Linked DNA regions of Mus musculus: region 2 is linked to region 1. Evidence: chromatin contacts called from ENCODE POLR2A ChIA-PET data. All regions are on one chromosome and are shown on one strand. The core of a region is the stretch at or near the end of the contact, and the rest is flanking DNA. Distances in the headings are between cores, read along the strand shown.

The links. ChIA-PET counts read pairs that join two places held with the same protein, here RNA polymerase II (POLR2A).
Region 2: POLR2A ChIA-PET joins it to region 1 with 23 read pairs in embryonic stem cell. The contact joins the promoter of Aldh6a1 here to the promoter of Zfp410 in region 1. POLR2A ChIA-PET finds 5 or more read pairs at or near these places in 4 of 5 experiments (Patski and embryonic stem cell).

The regions. Positions count from the first base shown.
Region 1 is chr12:84,312,871-84,319,434 of GRCm38, forward strand. It overlaps Zfp410 (zinc finger protein 410), which reads left to right and starts at 3,989. Exons shown (of 12, transcript NM_144833.4): 1 at 3,989-4,304. It overlaps Ptgr2 (prostaglandin reductase 2), which reads left to right. Exons shown (of 10, transcript NM_029880.3): 10 at 1,067-2,962. The coding sequence ends at 1,143.
Region 2 is chr12:84,447,594-84,454,157 of GRCm38, forward strand. Aldh6a1 (aldehyde dehydrogenase family 6, subfamily A1) reads right to left here and starts at 3,431. Exons shown (of 12, transcript NM_134042.3): 1 at 3,296-3,431. The coding sequence starts at 3,346. It overlaps Lin52 (lin-52 homolog (C. elegans)), which reads left to right and starts at 3,915. Exons shown (of 6, transcript NM_173756.4): 1 at 3,915-3,950. The coding sequence starts at 3,920.

The DNA of each region.
Region 1 (6,564 bases), core at 2,739-5,238:
ACAACAGGTAAGAATCACAATCCCTGTATGCAGTGCTGGGTTAACTCAGCTGCTCCTAGGCTAGGCAGGTGGCACGTTACTGCCTGAGCTGTGTCCTCAGCCCAGCCACAGCTTTTCAGGATGTTGATTGGATTGCTTTGTATCTTACTTGTACCTTTTGTCTGTGTTTGTTTGAAGCGAGATCTCCTTTCCCTCTCCTCTTCCTTTTCTCACATTTCAAAATGCATTAATTCTTTCTTCAGGCCAGCCTGGGGCAGGTCCCCAACATCCAAGCTCACTGTTCAATGGAACTTTCCCTAGGTTTCTAAGATATAGACTGTATCTGAGGGAGGCAGTGTGCTCTCTCCTGCCCACCTCTTTCTGGTTGTTTTAGAGTCTTGTTCTATAGCCCAGACTGGCCTTAACTCACGATCCTCTAGCTTAACTCCAGAACGCTGGTTTTCATGCATACACCATGAGCGTTTTCTTCTGTATGTAGTATTAAATAAAACAAATCAAAACCAAAAACCATAGAGAAGCTGGGTGATGGTGTTGCATGCCTTTAATTCCAGCACAGGAGGCGGAAACAGGTGGATCTATCTATATGAGTTCAAGGCCAGCCTGGTCTACACCATATGCATGCATGGTGCTCATTAAGTTCAGAAGACAGTGTTGGATCCTCTAGAGCTGCTGCCAGGAATAGGAATGGTTGTAAGCTATCATGTGAATGCTGAGAACTGAACCCATGTCCTCTGCAAGAGTGACAAGCACTCTCAAACACTAAGCCATCTCTCCAGCTCCACATAAAAATACCCCCCACATCCCCCAACAGGCTTTCACTGGTTAGTCTGGGCTGTCCTGGAACTCACTCTGTAGACCAGGCTGGCCTCAAACTCTCAGTGCTAGGATTAAAGGCATGCACCACCACCACCACCACCCAGCCACAAAACAAACAAACAAACAAACAAACACACCTTAAAAGTAAAATCACAGAAGAAATTATTCAAACTAATTTTATATGTTAGACTTCTAACAGACATATAGTAACATTTCTCTTTTCAGACAACAAGTTTTGTTTTTCTTTCAGTTGCATTCCAGTCCATGATGACAGGGGGCAACGTAGGGAAACAGATCGTCTGCATTTCAGAAGATTCTTCTCTGTAGTCTTGGTGTGTCTTCATCAAGGAAGCCCTCCATTTTTCACTTCCCACAAAGATTCTTAACATGCATTTAAAAATAATCTTTCTGTACAGATAGTTCTTGATTCTAGTGTGATAATATTTTCTTTGTTGTATAACCACTTTATCTTCCATATCATATTCACTCTACATTTAACATGTGATTGCCTGCCATAATACAGGAGTTCTCAAGCTGTGGGTTACGGCCCCTCCGGAGGAGTTACATATCAGATATCTCGCATAACAGATATTTACATTATTATTCATAACAGCAAAATTACAGTTATAAGGTAATAACCGAATAATTTTATGGTTGGGGGTCACCACAACATGAGAGACTGTATTAAAGGGTGGGTGTATTAGGAAGGTTGAGAACCAATGCCACACTAGATTGAAGTTAGTATTACTTGTTTTTCTGTCTTTTTTACTTTGTTTTTGAGGCAAGATCTCTATATGACATCCACACTGGCCTCCAACTTGTGATCCTGGGGCTCTGTCTCCTAAGTCCTGGAATTGTAGGCATGTACCACTATGCCTGATTATTTTTCTTATAATAACTAATAATATTGTTTTGGAGATGGGTCTGTTAGTTTAGCTCAGGCTGGACTGACTCCTCAGGTCTCCCACTGCTGAGCCTGCTGGGATGCCAGGCAGCTGTCACTCACTAATATGTGGCTAATTTTGTTTGTGAAAATTAATATTACATATATTTGTATCAAATATTTAAAAAACCTGGGTGGTTTTTAACCCCAACTATTAGTGGATCATATATATATATATATATATCTTTAAATTACTTTTAGAACTGAATAAACAGTCTACGAATTCTAAGGTGAGAAGCAGTTAACATTTGTTGAACTGGTAACATTTTTACCATTCTTAAACTGAGTATTAGAATTGAGAAAGCCTTTCCATATTTTTGATGAGAGACTTTAAAAGTCTTTACCCGAATGTTTGTCTGTACACCACATGCATGTCTGGTGCCTACAGTGGAGAGTGGCTGGAGAGGGTATTGGGGCATTGGATCCCCTGGAACTGGAGAGAGTCTGAAGCCACCATGTGAGTGCTGGGTTCTAGAATGCAGATCCTCTGGTAGAGCAGGAGATGCTCTTAGTGTTGGCCACCTCTCCAGCCTGTCTGTACTTAATGGCATAAGTACATAGGATTTCGGGCAGCATTGGGAGTATTTACAGATTGTGGAACAGTTTGGGGTAGGACGTTTTGGGCTGGGAGTGGTCTGAGAAGATAAATGAGTGGTTGGGAGTCTCCAGAGACAAGGTTTACATCCAGGGATGATGTTTGTGTTCTGCCAAACAACTAATTGAGTAGCAAGCCTAACAACTTACTACGTGCTGATAAAAGCTTGTGTTTATTTTAGGAATTTTTTTTTAAAGACAAGAGTCTGTTAGGTAGCTTGCTATGTAATCCAGGCTGGCCTGGAACTCAAAGATATCCACTTGGCTGTCTGCCTCCGAGTGCCAGTGTTAAAGGCCTGTATCCCCATTCTGGGCTTATACTTTGGAGAACTAATAGATATAAACATCACTAAGAGTTTCACTGATGAAAGTGAGTCGGAGTGGTCAGGGCAGAACACTGATCAGTACTCTAGGGGCTCTGAGGTCAATCCCCAATGGTACCTTCCCACAACAAGCCCCAAGTAATCAAGCTCCAGAAAGCTATAGGATTAAGTAAATTAACCAATGGTTATAGACATGACTATTCCAGATATACTGATGTATCACATTTGTTTTCTTAATTTTCTCAACCTTTAGAAAAATAAAACTGGAGATGTTTTCTGAGTATGACTTATGACCACTTTTTTTTTTTACAGTCAATATATTTTAGAGGCAAAACAAATTAGCAGCCACTAAATCAAATTTTGCAGCGTTCTAACCTTGTTTTACATACTTTCTCTGGACCCCAGTTTTTCTTTCTGAACAGTTCTTCATCTCTTCATATAGTGGTAACTGGTAAATCTTTGTTTTTTAATCCTTTCTTAAATTTTAGGATTTTAGCTCCTAGTAAACATCTCCTTGCCACCCCAAGATTTTTGTCCCAGATACTGTGTAGGCCAGTTGTCCTTGTCATGGCCATCCTCAAATGGGATCACAGTCATGCTTCTCAGTGCGCAGGACAAACTGTATCGAGGAAATGTTTTCTCCCGGAACATTTTGTACCAAAACTATGACTCCCTAGCTCATCCAGACTCCTGGCTTATCTCTAACTTGAAAATGAGCGCCTTCAGAGAACATTATATCTCACAGGCACTATCTTTAGTCCCCTACTCTTCCACACCGCATCATGTTTTGTTGTTGTTGTTGTTTTTTGTTTTTTTGGACAAGGTCTCAACTATGTAGCCCTCGTTCACCGGGAACTCCTGGAGTACTGGGATTGCTGGAGTTACAGGCGTGTGCCACCACTGCAGATCTTAAGTTTCATGCAGTCAAACTCGAAAGTTTCAACAAGAACTATTATCCAGCTTGGAACTTAGTTATCTGAGCCCTCAGTCAGTGCATCCAAGATCTCTGGAGAATTCTTAAATGTTTCTAACGCTGTACGTGTGCCTAAATTCACACCCAGTCCTAGGGGCAATGCAAGGCTTGATTTCCAGGTCCCTCTTTGGGCCATGAACATTTCAGGTGCTCTTCATGGGCTTTTGGTGTTTCGGGAGCTGTCACAGGTCCTCAGCTCCGGAGAAAGCTACCCTCCACCCCGCGCCGTCTCACCCATCCCAGCCGCCGCGGCCCCTGCTGAACAGCTCCGCTCAGCGGGAAGGCAGTGACGTCACGGCTAGACTGCACTGACCTGGTTTCAGATTTCGCGGACCTGAGAACCCTGAAGGGCAGACAGGAGGGGACGGGGCGCTGCGGTTCCTCGGCCGGGAGGGAACCCTGTGTGTGTCTCGGGCTGTGTATGCGTGTGTATGTAGCGGGGAGCGAAGGATCGCTCTCAAGCAGCGGCCCAAGAGTCAGCGCCTCCTCCTGAGAAACACCCGCGGGCGGAGAAGAAAGCGAGTGGGTATGTTGATGGGGGGCGGCCAAACTTCCTGTCCCGCTCTGGAGCTGCTTCCGGCGGGAGCCGGAAGACGCCGTGTGTGGACGGGATTCGGGGCTGACTGACGGACGGACGGCTGCCCGAGACTGGAAGGTGAGCTCCAGGCTAGTGTAGCCACCCCCGCTCGGGTAGGTGGTCCCGCCGAGAAAGGAAGCCACTTATGGGGTCTGGGGATCTAGAGCCGGGTTCGCCCCCGAAGGGCGCAAGGAAGCCGTCCCCCCAGACTCCCCCAGGCGTCTAGCGGGCGGGGAGCGACCGGTCCGAAGCCCGGCGGCTGCGGCCCTAACCCCTTTGGGGATCTGGGGCGCACCGTTTCTCCTCCTTTGCTTGTTCTTGAGGGAGGGAGCTTGGAGACCAGCCTGCCCCCCCAGAACGCGGGAGTCAGCGAGTCCCCCGGGCGGAGGCTCCGGACTGCACCCGCGGCTGGGCCCGCCCGCAGACCTAAGGGCCTTCGGCTGAGGCCTTTGTGCTGGCGGGAAGGGTTGACAGCGGTGCCCTGCCCGCGTTTCACCCAGGGCTGCCGGCACCTTTCCTGGGTCCACTCTCTGCCTTGGGCTGGAATAGGGAAGGGACGTCTGCGGACCAGAGCCGGACCTCTGGGGTCTCCTTTGCCTGTCACCTCAGGCCCGTGTGTGGGCAGCGAGTGTTTGCAGCCAGGATGTGTTTTGCTCGTTCAACTTGTTCTCTGAAGTTTCTCAAAAGAAGACGATCCAATTAGTTTATTAAACTTTATCTCACTTGCTCATGAGGCTCTGAGATGTACTTAGGAACCATTTGGGAGTGAAATATTATTGATTTGGGGTTAAGAGTTCATACATTTACATTACATTAGACACAAAGATCAGTGGAACATATGTAAAGAGAATAAAACATAGTTTGAGGTCAAAACGCGCAATTCTGGGTGTTTGGCGTTGAGAAATTACACTTTGTGGCAGATACAGGGCAGCCAAGCATCAGAAAATGTGGTTCTAATTTGAGCTTTGTATCCCAGTAGGTGTCAAATTTAGGTAAATCCCACAATTTCTAAGGTTTTTTTTGGGGGGGCAGTGGGGGGAGGAGTATGTCAGTGAAGAGGTTTACCGTTAAGGGCTGGCCATTATTCTGAGATACTAAACTGCATATGGAGAGTGACAAGCAGAAAGATACTGAGAAATCTAAACAGCATCACAGGAGTCACTTTGGGGTCTGGTTATTATTAATTGCTGGGATTATTAAAACATGTAGGATGAGAGGCACTGCTAGGTAAAATTTGCAGCTGAGTGGGAAGATTGGGCAATAAATAAAAGATAATTCAAGAAGAACAGGTTTGGTAGGGGAGATGATAATCCGTGTTTAGACATGGTTTGGTTTGACATGCTGAGGATATATATGCAGAATTAGTCCATAAGCAGTTAATGAAAGTTTGGAATTGAAAAGTCAGAGTGAAGGGGTAGGGAATTGGGTATCATTTGTCATGTTATTTATCCTCTGAATTATTGTCTGAATATTTATCCAGTGCTCACTGGAAACCTGTATGGCAGTCATTTAAACTCACAATAATGACTAATTTAGAAGTGGGTAGTGACGTCAGGGTTTCTTTTTGGGAAAATGTAAAATTAGCCAAGTATGGTGGTACACACCTTTAATCTCGGTACTGTGAGGCATAAGCAGGAGTGGGAGTTGAAGGCCAGCCTCAGATTCCTGTAGAGTTCCAGGCCAGCTTGAGCTATGCAAGAGCCTGTCTGAACCCTTCCAGCTCCCCCTACCCACCCCACCCCCCAAACATCAAACAAACAGAAATGCTCGTGTGTGATTTCGGAACTATGACTACACTGAAGACAGTTTACTGTACTTTTCAAAGTGTGTAACAGGACCTGGGCTTAGTTCCCAGCACCCCACATGGTGACTCATAACCTACTACAGTTCCAGAGGGTCCATGTCCCTCTGCCTCCATGGGTTCTGCATGCACATGATGTATAGACATGTAGGCAAAATACCCATGCATAATACATAAACATTAAAAATCTTAAAAATGGGTGCATTTTATGTTATGTGAACTGTGTCAATGAAACTTCATATTTGAGACAAGGTCTCACTATATAGCCTTGACTGGCCTGGGAACTTAATATGTATACCAGGCTGGCCTCAAACTCCTAGAGATATATGCTTATCTCTACTCTCAGAGTGCTGGAATTGAAGTATGTGCCACAACGTCTGGCCCCAAACTTATTTTTTTAAAAGATTTGCACTGCAAGAACAAAATTTACATTTCAGCTTTTGAACTTGGCTAGCTAGGTAATGGAACTGTAAATAGCAAACCTAGCTTTTGTACTTCCATTATACTGCTGGCTAGTGTACTTAGCAAGTTCTGTGT
Region 2 (6,564 bases), core at 2,181-4,680, 130 kb after region 1:
ATTGCTTGAACAGACTGAGGACTTGTTAATGTTTTGCAGAATCAAGGGATGAATAGTCATCAAGCAGTAATTTGTTACTAATATTGTTTGTGTTCTCCCTTAAGAATAGAAAGTGTACAGATCAGGTCATTTCAGCATTCCAAATCAGTTGAGTTTCGTGCTTTCACTTGTACACTGGTAGACAGTGTACCCAATAAAATGAAATAGGACCTTGTAGCTTTCACAGAGTTAGACCTCATATGTTTTGCTCACTAGCACAATTCTTGAATAAACTAGTCTATGACTTTCACTGTCTAGGGTAGTGGTTCTCAACCTTCCTAATGCTACAACCCTTTAATTCCTCATATTGTGGTGACTCCCCCCCCCCAACCATAAAGTTATTTTCGTTGCTACTTCATAACTATGATTTTGCTACAGTTATGAATCATAGTGCAAATATCTGACATGCAGGATATCTGATATGAAGGGTTGCTCAAGCCTGAGGGGTCTCCTCGACTCAAGGATCGAGAACCACTGCTCTAGATATTAATTTCCTACCTGCCGTTTCCTTTGTCTTCTCTCCTTGGCTAATGACTTGATAGCCTCGAAACAAACCCAGAATTATCCCCTTTGAGAAGCTTGTGGCGAATTGGACAGGTTGAGTGTGGGACTCTTCCCTTCGTCCCTTCAGTACCCTCGGCACCCCCAATTGTCCAGCGCTTTCATTGCATTATAGTTGTGAATGTGAAAAGTCTAGGATGGGGCAAAGGAGGAAGGAAAAGCCTGCCAAGATCTAAGTCCTAAACTCTCCGCTTCATCAATTACTAACTAGGTGACCTGAAGTGCCAGCCAATTCACTTCACCACATTTTAAAATTCTAATCTTCACAGAGAATCTTAAAACTAGATAGAGTTAGGGCTAAATTCACAGATTTGCTCTGCATCGTGGAGGCAGGACACTGGGTCTCTTTAAAACTGGTTGTCATATCTCTGAATGGGAAAGATAATATCACACAAAACAGAGGGGCGAGGGCTAGGTTAAATTCTTCTAATTCCAAAACAGAAAAGATAGGCTGAACACTTAAAATAACTGAGAACTCACCGATTACTTTGTATGCTGCCCTAAAAAATAAAATTTAAAAACTCTGAAATATAATTTGATCCTTCTTAGTTTCTTCTGTTAGTTCCTTTAAGATTCGCGGCTGTCAGAATGTACAACATGTTCTCTTTTCTGTGTAGCTCCTCCCCCCCCCGCCCCCCTGTGTGTGTGTGTGTGTGTGTGTGTGTGTGTGTGTTAGTAAGTTATCCAGGTGTTTTGTTGTCGTTGATTTTGTTAAGGTTTTTTTGTTTTTTTGTTTTTTTTTTAGTTTTTGTGTATATATGATTGTATGCAATATGCATACAGATGCCCTTGGGGACCAGAAGGCATAAGAACCCCTAATGCTGGAGTTAGAGACAGTTGTGAGCTACCTAGTGTGGGTGCTGGGAACTGAACACCAGCCCTCTGAAGAGGAGTTAGCGCTCCTGACCTTCCAGCTACCTCTCTAGCTCTGCATTTGATTTTAGAAAGCATTTTTGTTGAGGTTTTGTTTTGTTTTGTAACCATTGACTGATTACTAGGTTTCATTGAAGTGTCTTCAGGCATGTCAGTATACAATGTTGCCTTTCATCCTCTTATTTAACTGCTCTCCTCATTTCCTCTCCTGCTCTCTGGAGGGTTCCCTTCTCAGGCTGGTTGTGAAGGTCTCAAGAGATTTTCCTGCCTGTGTTTCTCCAAAAACTAGGCCTGCATACATGTACCATATGATCACATAGATTAGCCTTTATCAAAGTGTCAGATTACAGTAACTAATTGTTTAAGAACTATTTCTGGTCTTTTTCCAAGTCAGTTCAGAGGTTTCTACAATTTGGTTTTTAGAAAGAAAAAAAAAGTATTTCTTCCAAAAAAGGAGAAATTCTGCTTTTATGCAAAAGACAAAATACCTCAGGATTTTCATTGACTCATGGTGATGGGGTAATGACGAGAGGGGAGAGATTTTTTTTTTATATATATAAAGGATTTTAAGAGGTTGGGAATAGAAAACCTAGAGAGGAAATGCTCTATCTGTTACTAGGAAAAGATACCAGAACAGAAGTAGGGGAGTGAGGTCACGCCAACCTCCAAAGACCTCCAGCTCATTCTCTACACTGTCCCATTAAATGACATTCAAACCTGACCCTTTGGGGACTCCACCAAGAATCAAACACATGCACACATTTCTGCAGTAGATCTCCTAAAAACCTGATGAGTAGAAAGAAATTAAAGTTTATATAAAAGTGCAACAGGAGACATTCCTAGGCTGGATGAGTAAGAGATAGTGTCGCTTAATACTGGATTATGAATCTTGCCAGGAACAGAGCAAGTCTTGCCTCAGATTCTAAGTCCATGCTAAGATGCAAACACAGGGAAAAGCTATAATCAAAGCTGGGGATCGCCGGCATACAGCTTCTGGAACTCTACAACTTCCCTTGCGCGGCGTCCGTGGGGTTCCAACTGCAGCCTAGAAGAGGATATGTCGGCACTTGAGAACTGATTTTCGGAAGGTGTCTTCCTAGGCTCTTATTTTCTACCACCTGTCTGGGGGAATGTTTAGTCTTTTGAATGAAGCAGTATTAGCAAAACCACATGCCCTTATTTACCTCCAAAAGTTTAACTTCGCTGAGAAAGTTTAACTTGGCCCAGGGCTTGGGAAAAACACTAAAAGCCAGAATGTTTGTGAAAACTAACAAATGGCTGCCTTTTTGATATGAAAACCTAGGGTACATGTCTAGGAGATTCAAAGTTCCTTCTCTGATCTTAGTTCCATGTCCTTAATGAGCTCCCATCCCCTCTTGCCTCACATAGAGGCTGGATGGGGGGAAGGGACGCTCCTGGCAAAGGAAAGTACTCTATGTACAGCGACCAAAAGGAGGAGTTTCTGGGGCACAGAGGTGGCTGGTACAGAGGTGAAAGAGAGACCGTGGGAGGAACCAAAAAAGAGAAAGCAAGCCAGCATGTGACAGCAAGGACTGAGCTGGACTGGAGGTGGGTGGGTCAAAGCTAAAAAAGAAAAGGCTCAGGAGTAAAGGGGAGTGGGGAGCAGGCGTGACCGTCCGGGGCTGAATCTCGGGGCCAGGCGGTACAGAGTGACAGCCCTGACGCACGGGTCTGGTGGAACACAAGGGGCTGCAAAGAAGGGGCTGGGCCAAGAAGTCTGTCCGGCAGAAGCATGGTTTAGAGACGGGGCGGAAAGGACCCATTTCTAACATCATGGTCCCTCGTCGCCACCCTCACTCGCCTGCAGGATCCGGGACCGCATTGCTGCCGCTGCCGCCACTGCCGCCGCCATGGCTCACCGACTCTGCCCAGCTCGCCTGCGTCTCGGCTGCCAGTGCCTCCCTTGAAGCAACACCGTTAAGCCACGCCCAGAACACGACCGAGCCTCTCCATTGGAGGGAAGGGCCACTTCCTATAACCAATCACTTGTCGGAATCTTTGACTCCACCCATCATTCCCACCCCTGGGAATAGGTGATTGGTCAAAGGTGGAAGCGTTCTGGGCTTCTCTCACTTTATCCTATTTTTGTTGGCGGAAATATGGAGACGCCCCCTCGACTTGGTACTGCATAGTAAGCACACAGGGAAGACGCCCCCTAACCGGGAACTCCGATTGGCTGTAGGTAGGCTCTCTAAGGTCCCGCCCCCTTGCTAAGGAAAGTAAATAAGGTCCTTGAAGAATTTTGCCTGCGTTCCACTTTAACCACTCCGTGGGTGGGGCTGCTGTCTGGGGTGGGACTAGGCAAATGTTACCCTATGAAGTAGGGAAACGAGACCGGGCTGTGAGCTAAGGATAGGTTATCCCTGCTAGGGGCGTGGCTTGCGGATCCTCGCTTTCCCGCCGACGGTTGGTTACGTCACGTGACATGGGCTGGAAGATGGCGTCTCCCACAGACGGTAAGAGCCGGCTTGGAGATTGTTGGCCTGTAGTATCATTATTTGCTTCTCTGGGAACTTCCTCTGTCCTCACCCTTACTCTTTTTTTCTTGCGCCCCTCTCCTTTCTCTCCCACTTTTCTCCTTTGGGGTATGCCGGCTTTTCAGCTAGCAGGTGCCTAGTACCAGGTCTCCTTGCTGTGTACTAGGAAGGAGTCCATCAACCGGAGTCCCTATGGGGGGAAAAAGGACAGAGGTCGCTCCGGCCCATCGGTGATGCTGAGGGTTCAAAAGGAGCTGCTGAGGGGAAAGGGAACTTTCTTTTTGAACAGGCCCATTGGAGTGTTGGTTCTGTTCTCATCTCAGTAGAGCTGGTACGTATGAGTCTCTCAAGCTCTATGGCTGTGAAGTGTGAGTGGTGACTGACATGAGGTCTAGGGTTCATTCCTCTACCGAGCCGGCAGAGAGAGAAGCTTGTCTCCTCAGTTCAGGTCCGTTGCCTTGGCAGCAGGAGGTGCGGGGACCTGGTTTCCTTGCCCTGAGTCCCGAGGGAGTGAAAATTCGGCTTGTTAATGTCGCTTCTCACGCTTCTCAACTCTTCCTTAACTCGTCACCCCTCTACTTTATGTGTTGTTTCCGTAGGCTGAGGGCAGGAGCAATTCTGCTTATTCTGTCTTCTAAGACGCAAGTCATCTCAGTAGACATATAGGTGTTCTTGATATACCCGTATGCTTTTGCTCGCGGTTTTGCTTTAATATTTGGAATTGCTCTTCTGTCATTATTCAGCATCTCAGTTTATATAGTTATTCTGTTAACTTTGCACTTTGCCCGGGCCACACCCAACTATAAATTCCAATTCTGTCTTATTTCATTAATTTAGTCCTAGGGTTTTTTTTTGGGGGGGGGTTGTTTGTTTATTTTTACTATTTATTTATTTATTTTGGTTTTTCGAGACAGGGTTTCTCTGTATAGCCCTGGCTGTCCTGGAACTCACTCTGTAGACCAGGCTGGCCTCGAACTCAGAAATCCGCCTGCCTCTGCCTCCCGAGTGCTGGGATTAAAGGCGTGCACTACCACTGCCCGGCTAATCCTAGGTTTTAGAATAATGCCTGTAAAGGATTTGGCTTTAAGTTAACGTTTATCCAAAAGTAAAACTGGCCTTGGTGTGTGACCTCTAATTCTAGCTTGGGAGATTGAGGCAGGAGGTTTGTTGCTTCAGGCTTGCCTAGGCTGTAGAGGGAATTGTAGGCAAATCGTGTCTAAAATAAAAAGTTGGTTTAGTTTGTTGGTTGTTTTGTTTTTGTTTTTGTTTTTCCTGAGACAAGGTTTCTTGTATAGTCCTGGCTGTCCTGAAACTTGCTCTATAGACAAGGCTGGCTTTGAACTCAGAGCTCTTCCTACCTCTGCCTCCCGAGGCGTGCACCACCATAACACAGCTTAAAATAAAACGTTTTATTTTTAAAAGTAAGGGAGGAGTGACTGGAGAGATGGCTCAGAGATTAAGAGCACTGGTGCTCTTCCAGAAGTCCTGAGTCCAATTCCCAGCAACCCTATAGTGACTCCTGACCATCTACAATGAAATCTGGTGCCCCCGTCTGGTGTGCAGGTGTACATGCAGGCAGAACACTGTGTACATAGTAAATAAATCTTTTTTTAAAATGTGAGGGGGATGCAGGGGGCTGGTGAGATGGCTCAGTAGTTAGGAACACCTGGTGCTTTTGCAAAAGACCTGGATTCTATTCCCAGCATCTACATGGTGACTCATGACTCGATTCCAGTGGATCTGACCGCCATGAACATCAAGCACACATGTACTCCACATATATACCATGAAGACAAGACAGTCATACCATAACTACATCTGAAAATGAACAATAAGAAGTGAGACTGTAGTTCAGCACTAGGGAGTTGTTGATCATGACCAAGACCCTAAGTTCAGTCTTTAGTACTAAAGAGGATGATTAGATTATATTCAAAAGTAAGGATACCAGAGTTTCCTCCTTTCTAATTCTTTCCTTTTTTTGAGATAGGGTCTCACTGTGTAGCCCAGGTTGGCTTCAGACTCACCATCCTCTTGCTTTCCTACCTGTGCCTCCAGTAAAAGTCTGTACCACTATGCCTGGCCTCTTACCAAAGAAGTTGTGTTCACAACAAAAGAGATTCTCTAGCCTGGGTGTTTTTTTGTTTGTTTGTTTGTTTGTTTTTTGTTCTGTTTTGTTTTTGCTAAAACATCCTTTTCTTACTAGCAAAAAAAAAAAAAAGTGTTGGTAAGATTTTTGTTGTCTTTTTAAAAAATTGGGGTTCATCTTGGTGTCTGTGGAGGTCTCCTGGGAGCAGGATTTCTAAAAGCCAGTATCTGGAAGACTGTGGTACAAGGCCAGTTTTTGCTGGATAAGTGAGGTTCTAGAAGCAGAGAGCATCCAGCTCTTCTTCAAATTGAAGGTGCTGGTATCTGAGAGGAGACTTAATTCTACTAAGACAAAGAGATGTGCTTATGTGTATCAGAAAGTAACACAGTGACTCCTGGAGCAGACCAAACAAAAGCAGAGAATTGTGCTGAGAGATAAGTCTTCTGTGGAGAGATAAGTCTCGGCCCTGTAGAAATGGTAGCAGCCATCGTGCAAAGGCCAGAATCC